Linked DNA regions of Mus musculus: all the other regions are linked to region 1. The links are chromatin loops, found by intact Hi-C in ENCODE. Cell type or tissue: gastrocnemius. All regions are shown on one strand.

The links. Hi-C counts contacts between places; a loop is a spot of excess contacts. Peaks named below come from ENCODE experiments on the same cell type or tissue, not always from the same donor. Only the 100,000 strongest peaks of a DNase experiment are listed, where the experiment ranks them.
Region 2: it touches region 1 in a loop (8-fold over the local background); 39 of 42 quality-filtered maps call a loop at or near these places.
Region 3: it touches region 1 in a loop (2.5-fold over the local background); 18 of 42 quality-filtered maps call a loop at or near these places.

The regions. Positions count from the first base shown.
Region 1 is chr10:26,369,202-26,377,201 of GRCm38, reverse strand. It overlaps L3mbtl3 (L3MBTL3 histone methyl-lysine binding protein), which reads left to right and starts at 3,130. Exons shown (of 22, transcript NM_001359254.1): 1 at 3,130-3,501. In gastrocnemius, a CTCF peak has its summit at 4,098 (motif pointing left); DNase peaks (open chromatin) are centred at 3,424, 3,679, 4,080, 5,579 and 4 more places; H3K4me3 peaks cover 3,994 bases; H3K27ac peaks cover 3,353 bases.
Region 2 is chr10:26,886,669-26,894,668 of GRCm38, reverse strand. It overlaps Arhgap18 (Rho GTPase activating protein 18), which reads right to left. Exons shown (of 15, transcript NM_176837.2): 11 at 6,682-6,888; 12 at 4,797-4,937. Among named protein-coding and RNA genes, the nearest start is that of Gm30534, 75 kb to the left of the region's middle. In gastrocnemius, CTCF peaks have their summits at 3,677 and 3,881 (motif pointing right); DNase peaks (open chromatin) are centred at 3,885 and 5,293.
Region 3 is chr10:26,490,325-26,498,324 of GRCm38, reverse strand. It overlaps Gm30034 (a long non-coding RNA gene), which reads right to left. Exons shown (of 6, transcript XR_871559.3): 4 at 3,405-3,488. Among named protein-coding and RNA genes, the nearest start is that of Gm30034, 59 kb to the right of the region's middle. In gastrocnemius, a CTCF peak has its summit at 3,873 (motif pointing left); DNase peaks (open chromatin) are centred at 3,616 and 3,863; H3K4me3 peaks cover 218 bases.

The sequences.
Region 1 (8,000 bases):
CACGGGCCTGAAGAGAGAATTTAAGAGTCTATTTTCTGAAACTAGTGCAAGGACCATTCCTTAAGTGAAAAAAAAATTTTAATCAAGAATAATCTTACATTTTGGAGGAAGGCTTTTTAATATGGAATTTCCATCTGTGATATATATTTAAGTCCTAGGCCTCAGGCAACAGTAGCAGGGAAAGGCCCCTGTACCCTTTATTAGATGCAAAGCAAACAGTCCAGGCTGGGGGCGGATCCTCCTTTACTTCCCCACTGCTTTCCCTTTCGAAGAAGTGCAGGGCTTGCGTTAGTGCTTTTTTCCTTTCACAGCAAACTCTCCTGTTGGCCTGAAGTATTTATCACAAGTTTAATTACTTTGAATTATCTTGTCTGCCCCCTCCCTCCCCTGAACCTTGTAGAAAAGAGGAACTGTAAACTCCCCCGAAGTCAGCTTGCAGTCCGTAAACAGAAAACTGCCAATATCAAATACAATAATGGCTTGATTCAGATTTGACGAACTGACAAAGGCAGGGTTTGCTATTTAAGCAGCTCAGCCATCTTGACTGAGTACATTAAGCGGGCAGTCCTCTCTTATTGCCTAGGCACTCTACCAGGGATTTCTAAGTTGAGGTAGAACTCCCAGCATCCCTTACAACAGAGGCCTAACCCACAGAAGCTGTCAATACAAATCTCATTTAGGATGCGGAAAGAACGCGCAAGTTTCAGACTTTATTATGCATTCTTCCAGTCCCGAAAAGGGCAAATGAAACTCTGTACAAGCGAAGAACTTTATTTCCCATTTTATTCTTGACCTGTGGCATGGATCTAGCCCCTGGTAGCAGTGGTGTAAGTCCAGGGCCCACTCTTTAATGGCTGAATGCACACGTTTAAGCAGCACATGGTGGATTCGCTGCTCTGCAAATTGCTGTAGAAAAAAAGTAAAGTGCAAAAGCAGACAAAGAAATCTATAACCTTCTCGGTCTTTCACATTTGTTTGGGCCGTTCTTTGAAGCAGCTCGGAGCAGCGACAAGGATCGCGGAGAGATGCACCTGAAGCAGTTGTGTGCGGGCGGCCGAGGCGGCCGAGCCGCTCAATCGCGGCTTTCCAGCGGCGAAGGCGCAGCAGCAGTCAGAGGGAAGGCAGTGCGAGCCTCCTCGGCAGCGGCGGCGGCGGCGGCACCGGCACCAGCGCAGTTTCCCCTCTCCCCAGCCCTGACTCTACGCGCACATGCGCACTGCGCCCGCAGCCCTGGACCATTTGTCAGGACTACTCGTGAGACGGAGAAAAAAAAAAGAGAGAAAATTTGGGGGTAAGGAGCGCTTGATCAGATCTAATCTCTAATTAATCTGCAGATCAGCCTGCGCCAGAGCCATTCATTGATTTTTTTCTGGGTGAGGATGAAAGTTCTGAGACCTAGAGAGGGAAGGAAGCGCACCCTCGTCTTGGGAAAGAGATCAGGGGAGGGGAAGGAAAGAAGGGGTTTCTCCCCCACTTCTCTGCGCCTCTGGGAAAGAGGAGAAAACTTAATCCCGGGGAAAAAAAGTGGGCAAGTGACTCGGAAGCGGCTGGAGGGGGAGTCTGTGGGCATCTCACTCTGAAGTAGTGAGTGCGAGTGCGAAAGAGGAACAAAAGAGCGAGAAAAGAGAAAGGAAAAAATGGGGGGAGGAGAGACTTGTATTTTTTCCTCCTTTGCGCGCACACGGGGAAGGGTGTGGGGGGCCGTGCGGAAGGGAGCGGGCCAAGGCGGCCGCGTTCGGCCGTCGCCCGCGCGCAGGCAGCGGGATGCGTGTGGGCCCCCTCCCCCCGCCCGGAGCTTGTCACTTTGGTCGCTTTTTTGACACCGGGTGCTGGGTGGCGGCGCTGGGGGGGGGGGGGGGAGCGCGGCACCGCGGGGCTGCGAGTCCGGGGCGGCGGTGGGGGGGAAACGCGGCGGAGCCGCAGCCTCCCCGGGGGCGCCGAGCGCGGTCGGCCTGAGCCTAAGGGGGGGAGGGGGCGGCTTCGGGAGGGGACCGCGGGCACGATCGGTGCGGCGGCGGGAGGACGCGAGCCCCGGCGCGCCGCCCCTGCGGCCCCCTCCGCCCGTGTGGCCTTTGTGCCGAGCGCGCACCGGGTGAGCGAGCGGGCGGGCGGGCGAGCGAGCGGGCGGGCGGGCGAGCGCGACAAGTCCAAGTACGGGAGACCGAGGCAGTGGGAAAAGAGGCCGGGCCACTTTGCTCGCCAGCCAGCTCGGCTGCGGAGAACCGACTGGTTGAATGTGGCAGAGGCGCGTCTCGCTGGCGCGGCCGTGTGTGTGTGTGTGTGTGTGTGTGTGTGTGTGTGTGTATGTGTGTGAGTGTGTATGTGTGTGTGTGTGTATGTGTGTGTGAGTGTGTGTCTCTGTGGCTGTGTGTGTCTGTGTATGTGTCGGTGAGTGTGTGTCGGTGTGAGTGTGAGCGCGCGCCGAGAGGCCTCCCTCCGCGACTCGCACCGCGCACACGCACCCGCACCCGCACGCACACCCGAGCCGCGGCGGGGCCGGCGGCCGAGAGTTTGCGTGTGTGCTCTCCCCGCTCGCCACCTCCCCGCTCCCCGCCGCCGACTGTGGGAGAATTTCCTAGAGATCGCCTCCAATTTCCGCCATTTTGGGAAAGTTGCACGGAAAAAAAAAAAGAAGAAGAAGAAGAAGAAAGAAATAAAGCCTCCGCTGGATTTTTTTTTTTTTTTTCCTCCTGCTGGAAGCAGGAAAGTGCTTTTAGGGAACGCGGCGGCGCGGGCTCGACACTGCCGTCCCCGCGGGGTGGAGGACGCGGGGCCGGGCCGGGCACCCGCACCGTCGCGGCGATCTTCTCCGCGCAGCGCCGCCGGTGCGGGCGCGGGCGTGCGAGCGAGGCGAGGCGAGGCGGTGGCGGGCTGCGGCGGGGGCCGTGGAGCCTGCAACTTGTTTACCGCCGCCCCGGGTGGCCGAGGCCGGCGGCCGGGGTCCGCCTCGCCACCCGTGCGTGCGCCGATCTGCGCTCATGGGCTACTGTCTGGTCCACGCTCGCGTCCTGGGCCCGGCGGGGCCGGCCTCGCGCAGCGGCGGCGGGGCGGGGGAAGTAGAGGCCGGCGGGGGTGGGGATCGGGAAGCGCAGGAGCGGAGGCATCCGCCGCGCGCCCCGCCAGCCAGCCAGCCGCCGGCCGGAGGAGGAGGCAAACTTGAGAGCGGCGGGGCCAGGGGCGCACTGGCGGAGGGAAAACTTTAATCGCCTTCTTGGGAGAATAGAAAAAGGGAAAAAGAGAAAAGGAAAAAAAAATCCAAAAGGCAAAAAAGTGCATGTGTGTGGGGGTTTCTAGGACCCGAACCTCACGATCGGATCTGATCCGATCACGGCCCACCGCGGGGCCGTGAGAGAAAGTTGACCAGCGTGGCGGCTTTCTTCGCGTCCGGCCGTGGTGTCTGTCTGTCCGTCCGCGCTCCGACCAAACGGGTGGGAGATCCAGCCGCACTGCCGGGTCGCGTGGGTCAGGGCTCTTGCCCCACCCTTCCACGGGGACACGAAGGTAAACTCGCTTTGGTTTTTCCTTCTCTGTCCTCCTGCAGCCACCGCCCAGCTTCCTTTTCCTCTCCTTTCCCCGCTGATTTATTTTTCTTCTTTTTTTTGTTTTTTTAGGGGGGGGGGACCCGAAAAACGGAGTCTCTTTCCTTATGCAACTTTCTCGGGCGCAGTTTGCTGGGCCCATCCCCCCCGCCTTCTGCATCCCTTGGCCCGCTCCTTTGCCACCTTGGGGCTACCGCCAAAAGCATGCATTTAAGATCATCCAAAGTGCCCAGGAACAAAAATAGATGTTAAAGAATTGTTCTAAGTTAAGGGAAACTGAGACGAGAAATAAGAAACCGGTTTGAGTGTGTGTGTGTGTGGGGGGGGGGGGGAGGTGCGTCGCCTGGGATGAGTGAGTTGAATTTTCATTTCAATTTTCGTAGGTGGTTGGTTATGATGCCTTTATTGGTGTGGGGAGCCCGGGAAGCTCTGTACTGGCTACCTCGGTTGCGTGGATTTTTGCGCAAGTTTTTAGAAAAACACTGACTCGAGTAGAGAGCCGGAAAGTTTCAAGTGCAGCAAAATAGTGAGCCTGCAAAACTGGCCAAGGGGGGACCTCTAGTGGTTAAACGCATCTTAAGTTCGAGAGACAAGACCAAAGTTTGGCCTTTACTTGTAGCTACATGCAGTCCGTTTAGACGTGGAAGTAATTAGAAGACCTGAGTTGCAGCCAGATGTGAGAAAGGATGCTAGTCCGAAATAGAAGTTTTGTAAATCAGAGAACAATGACGTCTAAGCTTGCGGACCCTGTGATTTCCATCCTTTCTTGCATACAGTAAGAAAACCAAAGCTTTTTATTCTGAGATTTGAGATTGACACTCCCTAGATAAGAAAGTTTGTCTTCTGTTTACCATCATCTGTACCTCCGTTTTTTTTTTTTTTTATTTCCCCTCTTACGACTCATAGCAGGTAGCTTAATTCGGAATGTTAAGGAAAAGTCAAAATGAAACCTGTGCTTAGCACTTTGCAAAAAACTGAAAAAAAAACAAACCTGAAATTAGCTTTTATATGAACTGATCATTTTGTATGTGTCTCTGATGCATATAATCTCAGGCTAACAAATTATTCAACAATTTACGTATAAACTTACATAATATATACTCATAAAATACATAGTATCTTCTCGTAACGGTGTAATTTTGATTCACTGAGTAAAAACATTTATTTCAGTATACTTTGTATAATTTACGATTTAAACCACTTTATATATGCATGGGTTACATAACTATTTCCCAGTGTGTATTCTGTATTTAAAAAAAAAACATTGAATTTTAAGGATAAAAACAGGAGGGATTAAGGTTGTATAGAATCATTCTTGTAATTACCACCTGTCCGTCACAGTGAAAGAGACAGGGTCCATCCATCTATGTAGCTCAGGCTGGAGTTGAATTTGTATTTCCCTCCTGGTGCTTGGGTAACAGTCTTATTTACAATGGGAATTTTTATTATGTGGTTTAGAGTACGGGAATGATGTGAGTGATTAAAATTAATTTCACCTTACATGTACCTAGTTAATTTGAATACACAGTGCAGTGTGGTGTGATGGGTGTTGAGTTTGAATTGTATATTATGGATGCGAGGGCTTTATGAGAGTGCTTTGAGGGTGTTTGTTTGTTTGTTTGTTTGTTTTCCTTTTCCTCCAATATAATCAATGCTAGATCCTTAAAAGAAGTCTTGGGGGTACACAGCAGTTCTGAAGGTCACCAGACAGATGTCTTTCACTGGACACTTGGTTTCCAGTGCAGCTGGAAATTAAAGAGAGTGTGTGACAGGGTTAGTAGAAAGGAAAACAACAACAAAACTTAAGTTTGTGGGAACTGCTTTGAATGTTTGAACAAGTAGACAGTAGGCGTGCTTGAAAAGGTGAAAGAAGCATTGGGCAAAAAGGAGTGTCCCGTAGCGTATGTGTGCCTTTGGTATGGTTGCATGGGAGGCCAGAGACCAGCTTGAGTTGTTACAGTTACAAGCTTTCCTGCTCTGCTCCCAGTCATCCTTTTTTCCCCCCTCCCTCTCTCCAAACCTGGCTCACTGATTGGCTAGACTGGCTGGCCAGTGAGCTGCAGGCCCTCCCTCCAGTGCTCAGGTTACAGAGGAGAGCGCTCCGGGATTTAGGGATTTAGGGAAGTGCTGGGGAATCTGAACTCGGGTCTTTGTGCTTTCTTGGCTGTCTCTTTATTGACTTTGCCTTCTCCCAGTTCCTTGTTACTAGATTTTGGGGGAGGAGACGGGTAATGAAGGGTTTCTCTGTGTAGTCCTGGTTGTCCTAAAACTCTCCCTGTAGGCCAAGTTGGCCTCCAACTCACAGAGATGCACCCACCTCTGCCTCAGGCATTCTGGGATTAAAGGTGTGTGCCACTACCACTCAACCATTACTGTATTCTTTTTTTTGTTTTTGGTTTTGTGTGTGTGTGTGTGTGTGTGTGTGTGTGTAGCCATGGCTGTCCTGGAACCCACTTTGTAGACCAGGCTGGCCTCAAACTCAGCAATCCGCCTGCCTCTGCCTCCCGAGTGCTGGGATTAAAGGCATGCACCACCACGCCCGGCTCATTACTGAATTCTTACTGGCGGTTCAGTTCCTTTTTTTTTTTTTTTTTCTACTGAAAACAATTGATTGATCGATTGAAAAAGTGGGGAATCCAGAACAAAGCAGTAGTGAATCAATTAATACCTTCTATAGGTGGATATACAATGGTAGGGAAGAGACAGGAGCTTTAAATGCCTTTGCAGCCTGAGCTACAATTTTGTAGCTAAAATTTATGACAGTTTGGGGGGGGGGGGGTTAATTAACATGTAATTAACATTTAAGTGACTCCTATGAAGAAGCCCTTCTTCTGCCAGAGACCATGTCTTAGGGATGTAGCATAGACTTAGGAATTTTTGAAAACATTTCTATGGGAATATAGAAATGTTGTCTAATAAGTTCTTTTTGGTTATCCTGGAGGGTACTGGTTTACTCCCAACAAATAATCCAGGACCTTCCTTTAGGATCAAGGCCAGTCGCTGATGAGGGAAGCCAACTGCTGGGATAGAATATCTACATAGTGCTTTCTGTTCCTTATGCTGGTTCAACCCGTTAGTCTTCCTTTCTTCTTTTCCACTGACTTTCCTGCCCCCTCTGTCTTGAGATTTAAAGAGTTTGCTAATTCTTATTTGGCAGAAACAAAAAGGAATGAAGTTAACTTTCCTTTTAAATTTTATTGTTAGTATTTCTGTGTGTGTGTGTGTGTAAAGAGAAAGACAGACAGACAGACAGACAGACAGAGAGCAGAGAGGTTGTAAAAGTGGCACACCATATTACATGCATGACAGTTAGAAAACATCTTTGGAGTTACTTCTTCCTTTCCATCTTTATATGGGTCCTGGGGGTTGAAGTCAGCTTGTCAGGTACCTTTACCCTCTGAACAATCTCTCTGGACTCGGTTTTCTGAGCAGAACTAATTATCTTCTTCGAGTCAGGTGGATTACAAATGAAACTGAATGATGGCCAGAGTAAAAGTGATTGTGAACACTAGTTTATTGTCACTTCTGTTTGTGGATTGTCTTAAGTAGAGCAGCCGGTAGAATTCATAGATTTAGTTTTTGTCAGTGTGTGGATGGTGCTGCAGAGACAGTGGGCAGAAGCAGCTATAAGCCCATGCAAATAAGAGCATGGGCCTGGGGAGAGCGGGGTGGCCAGTGTAGTTTCTGTGTGCTGAATTCCAGACAGCACTTGTGAGTCTTTACTGGAAGAGACACCGTGCCCATGGACCCGGAATCAGATAAGTGAAGCCTGCAGTCTATCATCTTGTATGACTTACTGGGTCACCTTCACCTGGATTTCCCCTTCTGAAAAAATGGAAATACTGACATTTGCTCTTTGTGGAAGGAAGTTTCAAACTAAGATTTTGGGAATTGTGAAGAGGTATTCAAGTAGGTGATGGCCAGTTTACCCTCCCGGTGTGGCCAGGTTTGTGAAGTGCAGGACAGAATATACTTGTCAAAGATTTCTAGCAGTGTCCCTCCCTTCCTTCCTTCCTTCCTTCCTTCCTTCCTTCCTTCCTTCCTTCCTTCCTTCCTTCCCTCTTCCTTCTACTCTTCCCCATCCTCCCCTTCTTCTTTTTGAGACAGGATCTCAGATTGGTACCTCTAGCCTGGAACTCTATGTAGACCAGGCTGACCTGGAACTCACGGAAATCCTCCCACATTTGCTTCAGGGCACTGGGATTGAAGCTGTATGCCATCAAGCCTGCTTTGTCTGTCTTTTCCTTCTCTTCCTTTTTTTTTTTTTTTTTTTGTTTGTTTGTTTGTATGTTTGTTTTTAGATTTATTACTAATTTAAATGTGTACATACTTTGCCTGCATGTATGTCTGTGCATATTTGTGCTTGGTTCCTTCCAAAGTCAGAAGAAGCTGTTGGATCCCCTAGGACTGGAATTACAGATGGTTGCAAGCTGCCCAGTGGGAGTCGAACTCAGGTCCTCT
Region 2 (8,000 bases), 520 kb before region 1:
AACATACACAGACATGCACACACATGCTCTCACACACAAACATACACAGACATGCACACACATGCTCTCACACACAAACATACACAGACATCACACACATGCTCTCACACACAAACATACACAGACATGCACACACATGCTCTCACACACAAACATACACAGACATCACACACATGCTCTCACACACAAACATACACAGACATGCACACACATGCTCTCACACACAAACATACACACAATTAGAAACTTGTCTTTTTTCAAAAATCCAATAAGCAGCATAACTTTCAGATGGTTGCCACATCTCAACAAATGTTCTTTAAATACTTTTATCACTTGTGTCTTACCCTGTGTCTCTTACCAAACCTCATTGTACTCCCTAGACTGTCCCTCACAAGGACTGCCTTAAATTGAGTACACTAGAGCCTCAAGTTTGTAGTAAAATTCCCATTGAAATACGGAATGGAGGCATGGCTCTGCCTGGACCCAGTTTCTGCTTTCCCACCGGCAGTGGCAAGCCGTAGACCTCTCTGGCTGACCTGGGTCTTGATTGGCCTTCCAAAGTCACTTAAACGTCTATCATTAGCTTTAGACGTCTATCTGACTTCTCATATGCAACAGATCCCATATTGAAATTAAGATCTTTCCAGTCATCCTAATTCCTCATATCACAAATTTCGAATTTTGGGTCAGCGATTTTCTTTTAGACAGTTGATCTGTAGTCCTGGCTGTCCAGGAACTCACTGAGAATTTAGCTTCATGTTCACTTCCATGGATAATAGAGATGGTCTATTTTGTCCAGTAATGTCTGTCTGTCTGGATTTTTTCTTTCTTTCTTTCTTTTTTATTCGTTTGTTTGTTTTTTTTTTTTTTTTTGAGATAGGGTTTCTCTGTGTAGCCTTGGCTGTCCTGGAACTTACTTTGTCGACTAGGTTGGCCTCGAACTCAGAAATACACCTGCCTCTGCCTCCCAAGTGCTTTGATTAAAGGCGTGCGTCACCACTCGAGACTAGGCTGGCCTCAAACTCAAGAGATCCGTCTGCCTCTGCTGCAGTTGTTCTTTTTGCCCTTTCTTTTATTCTTTTACAATTCATGATTTTCAAGTAATGAATCCAAATGACTCCAACTTTAAAACACAATGGCAATCCAACTACTCCTCTACCAATACTTTAGTCTGAGCCACAACTGCAACTGTCCCTTACCTTGGATCTAAGGACCTCCTACTCCTTTTACATACCACACATATTTCATGCCTTTACTCAAAATCTAGCAATGGCCTCATTTTGCTTGGGTTAAATTCAAATTCCAAGGTTCTGTGTGATCTATGGCGACTGCCCTTCTGACCTCATTTCAAACTACCCTGCTGCCAAGCAGGCTTCATGCCAGCATATTCATACTGTGCTAGTGCTCAAATGACCCAACCAAGCTCCTGCCTTATGACTGTTAGACTATTCCTTCTGCCCAGAATGAGCTTCTTGTGTCAGACACAGAACTCAAACTTCCATCCTCCTTCATACTTTTACAATGAATAAACACCCAAGCTGACTAAGTTGATAGGGCAAGAGGCTCCTCTCCAATTTTCTTTCTTTCTTTCCTTTCTTTCCTTCCTTCCTTCCTTCCTTTCTTTCTTTCTTTCTTTCTTTCTCTTTTTTCTTTTCTTTTTCTCTTTCTTTTTTCTGTCTGCCTTACTCTCTCTCCCCCTCCTCCCTCCCTTTTTAAAATATATTTTTAAGCCAGGTATGGTGGCATATGTCTTTAATCCTATAGCTCTAGAGACAGAGGCAGGTGTATATCCCTATGTTCCAAGCCAACCTTATTTGCATAAGCCCCCCCCCATCAGCTGGGGGCTCCACAGGGAGACTTAATTCTTAGTTCCCTACTCCAATTTACTTTTGTAGCAGAAGAAAATTGAAATGGTTATTTTCGATAAATGATAATCAGTATAAATGGATTTCCTAGGTACCATGGATTGGAGAGAATTTAGAGGTAAGATGAAATTATGGTAAACTCAATGAAATAAACACTTTGTTTGCTATATTCACAATATTTTGTACTAACACCAAAGAGGGTTGCTGGTGATCCAGCTCAGTGGGTAGTGTGTTTAGCATGAACAAATCCACTGGGCACTGCATAGAAGCTGGACATGGTAGTATTTATCTGCAATATAGCTCTCTGGGGTTGAGGCAGGATGGTCAGAAGTTCCAATTTGTCTTTTGTTATTTGTGAGTTTCAGTCCATCCTGGACCATAGTTGGGTCTCCTACATGATCACATATTCTCTCTCTTCCTACCTCCTTCATTCCGTCCTCCCTCCCCTGCATCCTTCCTATATAAACATACACACACACACACACACACACACACATTAAAAGCATGGCCTACAACACAGTAAAATACTATATAATCTGTTTATACTTTTATTTATTTATTTTGTATTTACTTTGCTTAAAAATGTTCACTTCCATGGTTAATAGAGATGGTCTATTTTGTCCAGTAATGTCTGTCTGTCTTTCTTTCTTTCTTTCTTTCTTTCTTTCTTTCTTTCTTTCTTTCTTTCTTTCTTGTTTGTTTTTTAGATAGGGTTTCTCTCTATAGCCCTGGCTATCCTGGAACTTACTTTGTGGACCAGGTTGGCCTCGAACTCAGAAATCCTCCTGCCTCTGCCTCCCAAGTGCTTTGATTAAAGGTGTGCTCCACCACCGCCATACCATTTAGGGCCTGGGCTGAACATTAAGATGATTTAGCTGAAGAATCAAGGAAGAAAAGTGATAAAATACAAGGCAGTGGGGGTGAGGTGGCTTACACTGCACTCAAAGGGATCGGCTGCAGGGCCAGCCATTTGCTGGACAGTAGCAACCTCCTACTGGTCACAAAACCTAGCCTAAAACTTCCAGTTTTGATTTTTCAGTTCTAGCACTAGAGGATGCATGGATGGATGGATGCTTTCACAAAAAAAATCATCTATACACAAGTAAATTTCATTTTGTGCATTTGTTTGCTCATTTATAATTTTTTCCTATGTATACGATTCTAAGATACCAACTTGATTCTTTGATGCCAACCTGAAAGGTAAATTTCTGGAATTGAATTTAAAAATTTCAATCTAAAAGATAGTCCAAACTGGCCCCAGGTGTGGGGCTGCGACCCTAGGAATGCCCTCTGCAGTCAGTCTACACTTCTTTCTTCTTGCAGAGATGATTTGTTTTCACAAATAAGCTTGAGCCCCTCTGAAGCCTCCTGATGCCTGCTTCCTAGTATGCAGTACCTGGCGCAGGCTTCCTTCACACACACACACACACACACACACACACACACACACACACACACATACACACACAAGTTAGTCTGAGCTGCCTACTTCTGTATAGGGTGGGAAAGCAAGCATCCAGCTTTGGGCCTCTTTGAATAAGCTAATGGGTGATTAGGACTTGGTATCTTGGATCAACAGAATTTGGCTAAATATCTGAATTTTTTTCAGAAAAGGAAAGGGCACTTAATTTGGCCTCAATTTGAACAGCCAGGACTACAATGCCAGTCCCCTCTTTACATTGTATTTGAGGTATCAGAGCACTCCAAAGTGAAAGAAAAATGACCTGTAACAATTCCTTTCTAGCCCTATTTTAAAATTAAGTTCTAAAACAACTATAAACAACATTGATAATTTCCCTTACTTCTATTTTGTATCGTTTAGAGATATTTACAATTGACTTTTAAAACATTTTTACATCTCTAAGAAAGTATTTTTAAGAGAGAGCTACAAATGGGTTCGGGCCAAATATATATATAATTTAGAGACCCCCCCTCCTTCATCCCCCAACCATAGCAGACCATAGGAGAAAAATTGGTCAAAGGCTGACAACTGCACTTTCATAGTTTTCCACAAGATGGCAGCATGCAACTGAGCAACTTCCGTTGGGGCGAGGGGTGTTTTCCCTTAAGCAGAACAATAGAAGGCCTCTCCCTCATTCTGAGAGCTGCCACCAGAGCATGGCTAACTCAATTCATAAATATATTTTCATGCATATTTCATTCTCGTAAACATGGTTCTTAATATATCCATCCCTACACTAGTTTGTAAATCTAGATCTTTTATCTTAATTTTCTTCTCTATAATGTAAGTTAAAATTCCTCTGATCAAATTACAAAGCTTAAATACTTTTCATGGATCTAGGATTGATCTTCTGCCTCAAGATACCCCCAATCCAGTCAAGTCTCTCTATGAATTCTTATGGATGAAGCTTAGTGGAGTGCTGAGGAATTTCACTCAGTAGTGGGCATCTGAATGATACAAAAGGAGTGTGTGTGTGTGTGTGTGTGTGTGTGTGTGTGTGTGTATGTGTGTGTGTGTGTATGTGTGTATGTGTGTGTGTGTGTATGGGTGTGTATGTGTGTATGTGTGTGTGTGTGTATGTGTGTGTGTGTATGTGTGTGTGTATGTGTGTGTGTGTGTGTGTGTGTATGTGTGTGTGTGTATGTGTGTGTGTATGTGTGTGTGTGTGTGTGTGTGTGTGTGTGTGTATGTGTATGTGTATGTGTGTGTGTGTGTGTGTGTGTGTGTGTGTGTGTGTGTTTCCCTGAAGGGGAAAATTGAGGGTAGTCTTCTCTTGACATTATTTCTTTGTTCACCATTACTAAACTCCACACTGAGTCCTAACACCTGACCAACTTTCAATATTGGTCATTAGAAGAAAAGAAACTGGTCTCCTTCATTTATATTCCTACCGAGGCACAGTAAACAGGAGAACATTGCAGTGGAAGGACTTAAATCACAATAATTATAAACCCTCAGGATTTGCTTACACCATTTGCAGTTTTATCTTGCTTTTCATGTTTTTCCCGGTCATAAGCCATTTTCTTCAGCAATTTCTTCATGGCTTTCCTTTCCTTCTTTTGATTCTCAATATTCTGTTTCCTCACTTGGATTACAATAAATTTAGGGATCTGTAAAAAAAGAGAAAAAAAGAAAAAAGAAAAAAGAAAACAAGAAACTTCAGCTGGAGGAAGAAAAATATACAGAACCTTTTAAAACAAAATACTTTAATCTTTTTTTCTTGCTTTTAATTTCAAGAGGATTAAAAGTTCTGTTTCTCCTGGCTAAGCCATTTAAATGTACCACTCATTAACTCTATGAAAAGAAATGAACCATGAACTCTCTTAGACCAGGAACAGGGCATCCACTTGGGGTAATTTACCACCCACTGTGGAAGGTTCCAAAAGAGACTTTGTGAAGTTCAAGGACATACTGGCCTCCCCACGCCATGGATGTCAACACAGGAGGAGATTCCCTGAGGAGACCTTTTGGAGGCCAGCACCTCCGCAGTCGTTCCTTAGCAACTACCTCTCTCCAGCTCCTATAAGCTAACCTACACGTCCCTTCCAACAAACCAGATGGCCTCTGCTGTCGGAGAATAAAGAAGTTTACCGATCAACAAAAGCCAAAAATTTGTCAGTGGTACTCCTAAAGACACACTATCCTTCTAAAGATAAGGAAAAACTTATTCTTAGAAATTCTATTAATAACCAAATGTTTTGGGTCATTAAAATGTAGCTGTAAAATAATGTTGTTCTTAAAAGAGAAAGACATGTTAACTGGGCATTACTTTAAATACCTTTAAATACCTGTGTCATTTGCCTTTTGATAGAATATAAGAAGCCTTGAGAATCTAGGGAGCATCATTTTATATTTTTTAAAAATATTGAGATTAGTAGAAGCTCACATTAAAGAATAAAATTGTTAATATAATTTGGCTTGGGATTTTTTTTTACTTCATTTTTCTAAATGTTTATAAGAAGGACTCTCTTTCTCTGAGATATATATATATATATGAATATAACTTTACCTGAAAAAGGAGACTGTAATCAACCAAATCTCTCATCAATACACATGTTGATTATCTGTCAAAGCTTAAGATCAACCTAAGAGTAAGGCAGGAAGCCGAGTTCAAGACCGAGCTCCGCCATCAGGATGCAGGATGAATGCTTATGGCCCCTTAAATAACAGGTCTCTGGATAATACGGTAATGAGGAGAAGCAAAGACAGTGTGAATGCTTTCAAACATGACAGCCTGAATCCCAGGCCAAGGGGAAGTGGCTGGCAGAATTATGGAAGAAAGGCTGTGTGCAAGGCACTCTTTCTTGACCTAATTTTATGATTTTAAACTAGAAATTCACAAGGCCTTCCTCACCTCTGTACTCACAATTGTACGTGTGGTGTATTTTTAAACCATTAAGACAAAAGAGCATATTGGTTTTTAATGTCACCTTCACAAAGTTATTTTCATGATTACTTTGAACAATTATACTAGGAAATTACATGACCATTATTGTGATTTTAAAACAAATACCACATTTTTTTTTTATAGGAAGCACCTAATTCTAAAGTGTTGTGCATATACAATTGCATGTGTGTGTGTGTGTGTCTGTGTGTGTGTGTCTGTGTGTCTTAGGAAAGGAATGTTGGAAGAAGAGGAAGAGATCTTAAAATTGGTGAGAAAGAGGGTTATGGAAAACATATAATAAAAAGACATAAAGAGAGTACCACCTGGAGGGGAGGAAGAGAACTTGCCAGAAGGAATGCAGGCAGTAAGGGAAAAAAAGTCTAACGGCACATATGCATTAAGCTGTCACTATGACACCCAATACTTTGTACACTGATGTAAAAAATTAAGTTAAAAACATTACTTACTGTCCATAGAATTTTCTGGTACCTAATCAATAAGTGCATGACATTTGCTGTCCCAGCTGCCATTTCAAATTCTCGCTGTTCACTGGACTTCAAGCCCAGCGTGTGGCACATGAAGAGATTTGGGGCCATGACCATTGCTACATTCCCAGCTGTCATCTTGTTCTTCTCTTTGTTATCTATGACTCTTTGGAGAAATTCAAGCAAGGCCTAAAACAAAGATGACCAAGAGTTCTGTCATACATGGAGCTAAGAGATTAAGATGCTGTATCATAAAGGATTTTTAAGTCACTTAAAATTGAGCACATTTAACTCTAAAAGGCCTTCTGAAAAAGTCATATGGAAACCACCTATTATATAAGCTTCTTAAAATATATTCCTGACATACAGAGTTTAAATGGAATTACCTGGAAGGGGACAGTGCCCCTACTAAACACCACAGGCTACCAAACGAGAAGCCCAGGGCCTGGAATGAGCTACCTCTTTGGCCAACGGTTATTTCCTTTGTTCTTGGTCTTCGGGATTTTACAGTATGAAAGCTCTGCTGAAGACACCACATACTTGAGAAATCACACATGGTGTCACTTGAGACACCACACATGGAGACATCAAGATAGTAGTGACCTCAAAGCTTCATCCCCACCTGCTAGATTTCATGGTGCTGGAAGGTGCTATATGTGCGACTAGAAAAGAAAGGTATGAACCTTGTCAATCTTATTCAGCTATGAACTCTGTGAACTACAATGATGACTAGCCTGGCCAGATGTGCCCACTGGAGTCGTTAGTGGCACAAATGCCATGGCAGTAACTAACCGCTTTCTGATTAGATTAAGGCCTAGTCACAAGAAGGAAGCTATACTTGTCCCCATTATCTGGGCCAACACCCTGTGCCTACACAGATCATAGACCCCAGTGAAGAACCTTCTACTATTATTATGCTAAATAAAAAACATTAATCCAACTCTTTATGACTTACTGCTATTTCCGTAGACTAGCACCACTCTTAAGCCTCATCAGAAAAGCTCATTCTTGAGATTAGCAATTAAAACAGAGACCTATAACTGGCTAAGTTGTGCAGCATAGGAGACTACAGAATGCTGAGCCCTAAACTGTGTATCTATATCACAGGCCTTCCCCTCAAGGCTGAGGGACAGAGAGACTGTAAAAGCCAGGTGACAGGTGACTACAATAACATAGTGTCTACCAGCCCCAGCAATAGAGCTGCACATATGAACTCAGTCCTTGTGACACAGTGAGTGAGACCTCAACAAGCACAAGCCAGTCAAGCCTCCCTCGTGGAGGGAGAAGAGGAGGACAATGTC
Region 3 (8,000 bases), 120 kb before region 1:
TTCTCCATTATGTATTAAAAGTGAGACTATGACTAAGTTAATCCAAGTAGTACAAGAAATGAGACAGGAAACTCAAACCAAAGCCACTGAGCAAACCAAGACCATGAAGTAACTTGATATAAATAAATCCAAATGCAAATAATTATAAATGGACTACAAGTGCAAGAGAACATAAATGCACTAAAAGTTTTAAAGACCAGACTATCAGAGTAGATTACAAAATAACGTTCACCACCTTGTAGCATTTATTGTCTATAACAAAGCAGAAAGGTTGAAAGAACTGGAGCAAAATTACCCATGCAGATAAAAGGGACTGCATTGGTATGACAGATATTAAAGCAAAAGGCATTGGAGGAATTTATAACAAGGAACCTTTGACAATTCTAAATATTCCATGCATGTGATGATATGCATCCCGAGCATGTTAGGCAAAAATTAATAAAGTGTCCACAGAGAAATTAAAAAAAAAATCCTGGATAATTGCTTCGTTTTCTTTTTTTAAAACATTGATGCTATTAATGAGTCTGTTAACTTGTTGGTTTTAAATCCTTTTAGAACAATCATGGACAATGCTTATTTAATATAGCCATGGTCAGGAGCCTGCATTCCCCTCTGAGAAGGACCTGCGAGAGTACTGTCTTGGTAAAAGAACCCTTCCATTGGGTCTTGGTCTGGTTGCCATATTTTCCTAAGACTTTTCTTCTTTGGCCACTAGATTGCCCTGAAATTGTCTGAAGTCTTGAGCCTGCGAAGCAAGCAGTGGTGTAACCTCATTCAAACGCATCAAGGAGCGACACGGTCAAGGAAGTGAACTTTGTAGAAGTTGTCTCGTTATTATAAGTTTTAACATTTTTCTTTGTTTTCATTTTGGGGCTTCATCTTTTGTTTTGTAAAGCATGTTCTTACACAGCCAGATCTAGCTTCAAACTCCCTGCAGATGACGGTGAATGGCCTTGAACTCCTGATCTGCCTGCTGCACTTCCCAAGGGCTGAGATTATGGGTGTGAACTATCACCCTGGCTCACTTTTAATCTTTTTATTATTCTTTCTATATTTGCTTTGCTGCTATTGGTTTTGTTTGACAGCAAAATGCATATGAGATAGAATTTCCAAGACAAGCAGAGAACTATAAACCGTAAAAAACCCTTCTTCCCTGACCTGCCTTTAGTCTTTTTTTTTTTTTTTTTTTTTGGTCACAGTAACAGAAAGATAATTGATATCTAGCTAAATGTCTCTATTTTGTCCTAGAAAATTTGCTACTGTGAATTAGTTAGACTCTCAGGGTATTTATTTGTATTTTATAAAACACATGTACTCTCAAATTTTATATATATATATATATATATATATATATATATATATATATATACATATATATGGATATTGTATATAAATATTTAATTTGCTTGTTTTAGTACTTTCCATAGTATCCTATTATATATATATATATATATATATATATATATATATGCATGTGTGTATATATATATTTTAAAATATATAAAATATAGTTTTATATATTTCCCTGCAATGTATATAGTTTCCCTGCAATGTGTTCTTTATTCTTAACATTATTTTCTGAGAACTCCCTCATACTATTTATATAACTCAAAGTAACTCTGCTGCTTTATCTGTATTTAAACTACTAAATCTGTAGTTTATTGAATGAATTTATCACTGTGTATAGATCCACCACTGATATCCATTTAGGCTATTTCTGCATTTCCTCCTTCGGACAATGTGACTCCAAACACTCTTGCAGATGACTCAACAGCATGAGTGGGTACAATGTCATCGCCCTGGGAGTGGATGCAAGGGCCAGACAGTTTGGGTTCTTTGACTTCAGCACATGCATGCTGCCTGCCTGATTCAAGAGGAATCGTCCCAGTTTGCAGTCTCATAAGCAAGCTGGAAGCGTAACTCTTAGTTCATGTCCTTTCCAAAACATGACATTATGCTATACCATTGTTTGCTATTCGCATAAATTCAAAATGGAATCTTGTTGTGGTTTTAATTTGCATTTCTCTGGTTTTTAAATATAAATAAGCATGTGCAAGAACACACGCCAGCAAGAACACACGTGGACAACCGGATCCTTCTGCAACAATGCTTTATTACACTAGCTTCAGCATGAAGAGGAAGACCCAGAGCCCAGAAGTGGTGCTGCTTATATAGGCCTAGGAATGACATGTCGATACCTGATTGGTTATGCTACCAGTACCTCATTAATATGCATCAGGCCAGGCAGTGAGTCGGCAAAAAACTCTTATGCACGTGCGCACATTGGTTGTTTACCCAAACTTATGCTTGGTGGCCAGCAGAAGCCAGCACCACTCTGCAACGGCACATGTGGCTTCCCGTGTGTGTGTGTGTGTGTGTGTGTGTGTGTGTGTGTGTGTGTGTGTGTTGCTCAGTGGCAGAGGATTTGCCTAGTCACTTAGGACCCTGGATTTGATCCCTGGTTTCAGAAGGATTGGAACACACAAGAGTCAATATATTTTAGATGTGAAAAATAACTTGTATTTTTGTTTTATGTAAGCTGCCCAATTCTGATTTTAACTTTGTTTGTTTGTTTGTTTGTTTGTTTGTTTGTTTTGGAGGGAGAATTAATGACTTGACAGTTCATATGTTGTTTTTACCACAGCTTCTCCAGATTTCCAGGTTTCTTTCTCTTTATTTATAGTAACTATAAAATAAATATTTAGATCGAACTCCGTGTAACACTCCAAGCTTCTGCTGCACTCATGTCCATACAGACATGAACATTTACATACATGCTACACAGGACATTTTGCCATGTTCTAACTTATAAACCAGGAATGATGCTATTAGAATTATTTTCTTTTTAAGTTTTCATTTAACAATAACTTATGAGAGTACTTCCAAGTCAAATTGTTAATTCCAGTCAATTCTTCCAGTGATACTTAAAGGTTTTGTTGCACTTGAAACATTTTGCTAAGTAAAAGCCTGCCATAGAAGCTTTAAGAGAAACAGCAAAAGAAAATTGCATGAAACAATAATTAATAATAATAATAATAATAAAGGACTTGAAGGTAATATTATGAGATTCATGGCAACAACAACAACAACCCAAAAACCTTTCTTGGTGGAAATGTGGCTGTTGTTATATATTCTATACAGTGGGCATAGATGCTAGTTCAGTTTGTACAGTGAGTTCAGATCCCCCAGTACCCATGCCTTAAAGAGAAAAGAAAAGAAAAGAAAAGAAAAGAAAAGAAAAGAAAAGAAAAGAAAAGAACAAAGGAAGGAAGGGAGGGAGGAAGGGAGGGAGGGAGAGAGAGAGAGAGAGAGAGAGAGAGAGAGAGAGAGAGAGAGAGAGAAAGAGGGAAAGGAAGAGAAAAAGAAACAAAAACAAAAACAGATTTGGTATATTTTGTACACACCTGCCATCCCCTCTCCGATGGATCTCTGAGAATCCCTAGCCAGGAAGTCTAGACGAATCAGCAAACTCTGTTTAGTGACACATCCTATTCCAAAAAATAAATGGGGATGATTAAGGTAGAATCCCCGAGTTGACCCCTGGCTTCCACATGCATACCCAGACACTTGTTCAAACACACCCACACACATCTACCCATGGGGGCGGGGTGGGGGTGCGGGTAGAGGGAGATGACGAAGAAAATGCGCTTCCAGACCAAAGAGACAGGAAGTACATTGTACTCCTGGTTCAGTAGCAGACCTCCGGGTGGACTTTGAATAGTAATTACTTGTCTGGACTCTGGTTATCTCTTCTGTGAAATGGAGGCCAGAGCACAACTGTGCATTCCTGCGCAGATCAAACAGTTCTTAATCAACTGAAGACTAATCCAAAGTTTGCCAAAGTTTAACATTCACCAGCTGACATGGCGCCACCATGTGGCAGTAGCAGGAACAGTTTCGAATACATTTGTCCCTTCCGCCTTTAAGACTGATTTCCATTTAAGGAGTTAACATAATTTCAAAGTACATAAAGTGAGAATTCATTGATCTACTTACTTTTCATCATTTCACATTTACATAAAATTTGAGGAATCACTCCACAGATAGGAAATTTTTAAAATCTAACATTGGTTATCACATGTGACAAAACAGGAAAATTATAATAATGAGATTGTACCATAAACGTCCATTAAAAAAAAAAAAGAAAAAAGAAAAAAAAGGTACAGCAGATTTATAAGCAACATGGCTAGAAAACTTCAAAATGTCTCAAGTTCTTAAAATTGGGGTTGAGCAGGTGGGTAGTGGAGCAGCTCTGGGTAAAAGTTCACAGCATACAAGGAGAGAAATAGCAGCGGTTGCTGGCAGTATTACTGCCTATTGCTCAGATGATGTAGGACCTAACATGAGCTAGAAAGCATGCTATATCTAACTCAGTAACCAGATAGTGAACAGAAGCAAATTATAATGCCAGTTTTATTATTGTAGTGTTTATGTTCCTCTTATCACTTATCGAATAGAATTGCAGTACTGGAGAGATGGCTCAGTGGTTAAGAGTGCTTGCTGCTCTTATAAAGATCCTGGGTTCAATTCCTAGCACTCACACGGTGGTGGCTCACAACTGTTCTGACCTCGGAGGCACCAGGCACATACATGGTAACCATACATACCCAACGGGCAAAACATTCATACTCATAAAATAAATAGATCTAATTTTTTAAATTAAAAAAGTAATCGTATCAACTTTTACTGATTTTAGATATCTCATTTTTTCTTTTAAATTAAAGTCTAATGTAAATAGCTTTATATTCACAAAAATAAATTCAAAGAAGAAAGTTTCCATGTACCCTAATACCCAAACTCCTATGTTAGAATCTAAGGTCCCTGAAGCCTAATTATCACAATTAAAAAGCAAATATTGGTTCTTTATTAGCAATTAAAGTACATCTCCTATTCAGCTCTCTGACTTTTCCTCCTATTTCCTTCCGATGGTCCTTCTCAAGACAACATCTCAGTCCCAGTGTCTCACCCTCCTCGTGCCTGTTTCTTGGGCTTTCCTCATGGTTGAAGACTTCAGCGTTTCTGCAGGGAACTGGTGCGGTATTTGTCTGGCAGCACCTCAGTTTGGTTTGTCTGATGTCAGTCTCTCCACAAGACACCAAGTATTTCTAAAATCAACAAGTCTTGCCACAGGAGATCACCCTGGCCATCTAAAGACGGTGCCCTGGCGAGGCTTCTTGCAACCTACCTTGTCTTCCCCTGCACATGCGCATTTATTCAAATGCAAAGCCCACACTGAAGTGTGGTCCCTGGAGGACCACAGAACTTAAAACTGAGGCGTTTCTAGAGGAGCCAGCCACATCCCCCACGTCCATCGACTTATGTGTTTAGCTATTTATATCACGGGGATAATGGGTATTTATTTTTATATTTTGGATAACCCAATATAACATTTTTTGTTGTTGTTATCTTGAGTCTCATTGTTCCAATTCTGGCACTGAAAGCTCCTTCGGGCTGCCTTCTGCGTCTCTGAAATGTTTCCATTACTCTGTACACATTTGCTTCCGCCGTGTAACCACCCGTTCTTAAGCTGAACCCCCCTTTCTTTTTATTGAAGAATGGATCAGAAACTAAGATCTGGCTCCTAGTTATAGATAATATAAAGAGAAATTTGTTTATTTTTAACTCTTCTTCCTCTTCAGACCATCTTAAAATTGAAACTTAAAAAAAAAAAAAGCTTTGAGATTTTAAGAAATAATCCAGTTAACACGAGGTTCTTCACCCTTACTAACTGCTGTCTTGACTATCATCACTGTTAGCATGTCTGTTTCTCTGTGGGTAACGTGTTTCCGGTCCAAACATGATTTCAAGATGAAAGCATCCTAGAGGGGGGGGGGACCCTATAAATTATTTCTGTGCCTTTTCCCACATCGTTCTTTCTCACTAAATCAGCAGCCAGCAGATCTCCCATAAGTGACTACAGAGCCCGTGTGTGGAGAGATACAGGTGTTTCCCTTTAGGCTCCTTACTGGAGCACCAATGTGCCAGAATTGCCAGACTGCACTTTGATTGAAAGCAGCACCCACCACGTGTCGCGCCCCTCTCGGCATTCCCAGGACTTTCCGCGATCCAGGGGTTTCCTGAAAGCTTGCTAGATGAATTATAAGCTCCTAGAAATGTTCTGGAGCAGACCTCTGGAATTCAAACATGTCTTAACATGTCTCTCCTCTGTTCCCGATGTTCTCAGCACATTTCAGGGAAGGATTTAGTGCTAATAAAGGAAAGAATAGAGATCACTGCTGCGTTATTTTTCTGTTTCTAATACTGTCTTATCACGAGTCATGGTAAGTGAATTATAATGCTAAGCTCCTTTTCCACTAGTGCACTAAGGCCCAAGCACTCCTTTTAGGGACGCTTGTAATGGAAACCAGATTTCTGTCTATCTTGTTCAATAAGATATTCCTCTATTGGATGGCATTGAGTTCAGTTAGAAGAAAATATTTTCATGAAAAATAAGGCTCTAATGATACACTGTTTCATCCTAAGACCTCAATGCATTATACCTTCTAAACTCCTGGGCTGAGGCAAAACAGCGGACAGACAAATTACTCACTTGCCTTTGAGTCTGTGGAAAATGTGTGCATTTCTATATTCTATCTTCCTTTCTGTCTTCCAGCTCCCTATTTAAAAGATTCTCTTGTGTGATCTATTTTAATTTTACTCTAGATTCAGTGCATTTTTATATATATATATATAAAAGGAAATCCATTTACGGTCAACAAGCAGCCTGTGTGGAAGTATTTTTGAAGCAATACTCACGGCTTCACTACAGACGCCTCCGTCCTCCATCCACTTACACACTGGTCTGCCAATCAAATCTCTGTGCCTATTGCTATCTGAGAACACAGAGTAAGAGGAAAAATGTGCTCCTTCAGCAATTAGCAAGATGGAGCGAGGGGGGAATCAAACAACATATAACAGCAGGGTGGTCCTGGCTGGGCAATGGAGAGTACCATACCTGGATATGGCCTGATGCCTGGTTTTGCAAAAGGCTGCATATCCCAGCCTGGAAGCACAGGGCTGCCCTTGAGAACCTGACAGACAGAATGGCTGAGAACTGAGGTTGATCCAACACTGCCCCTAGGAACAAGTTTGGTTGTGTTTTTTTTTTTTTTTTTTTTTTGTGTGGGGTTTTGTTGTCTGTTTTTGAGACAAGGTCTCACTACACTGTAATGATCTAGCTGCCCTCAAACTCCAAGAGATCTGCTTGCCTCTGCCTCCTGAGATCTGAGCTTACAGACATATGCCACTGCAACAGACACATTTTGCCTTCTTAAGTAACCTTATTCCTCAAAGATCTACCTGAGCATGGAAACAGATGATGTAGGGTCTTTGGGAGTCCTTAATTCATAGCTCCTCCTCCTCCACAACTCATCCCAACTTGGACCCAGATACCAATTCTATATCATTCACCATCACCCCCTTGACTCTCATTTCCAACTTGCAGATGAGAAAACAAGCAGAAAACGTAAACAATTTAGTTAGAACAGGTAGACCCAAGCATCCACAGCTGGAGTCCTCTCCACTATATGTTACCTGCTCAACCTTAATGAGAGGAGTAGAGAGCAACTGAAGAAGCTGTGTTCCTACAGGGCTCCATGAGAAATGAGCAAGTAGAAACAGGAAAGAGCCAACAGTGACCAAGGGTCAGGGAGAGGAAACTGGAGGCAGAGGCAGGGAGAACTTTGTGAGTTCAAGACCAGTCTGGTCTACAGAGTAAGTTCCGGACAGCTAGGGCTACTCAGGGTACCCTGTCTTAAAACAAGAAACAACAACAAGAAGAAAAAAGAAAGAAAAAGAAAAGAGTAAGAGAGAAATGTGTGAATCACAGTCTGCACATTCTTTATGGAAACAATTCAACCAAGTGGATGCGGGCATGCGGCTTAGGAGAGTTTGATATAGAGGATATTTCATAAAACAACTGTTTGGTTTGTTGTGGATTTGGGATGCCGGAACTTTTCTCTGCTCCCAGAAACACACAATTTATGTTTCTCATTTCATCT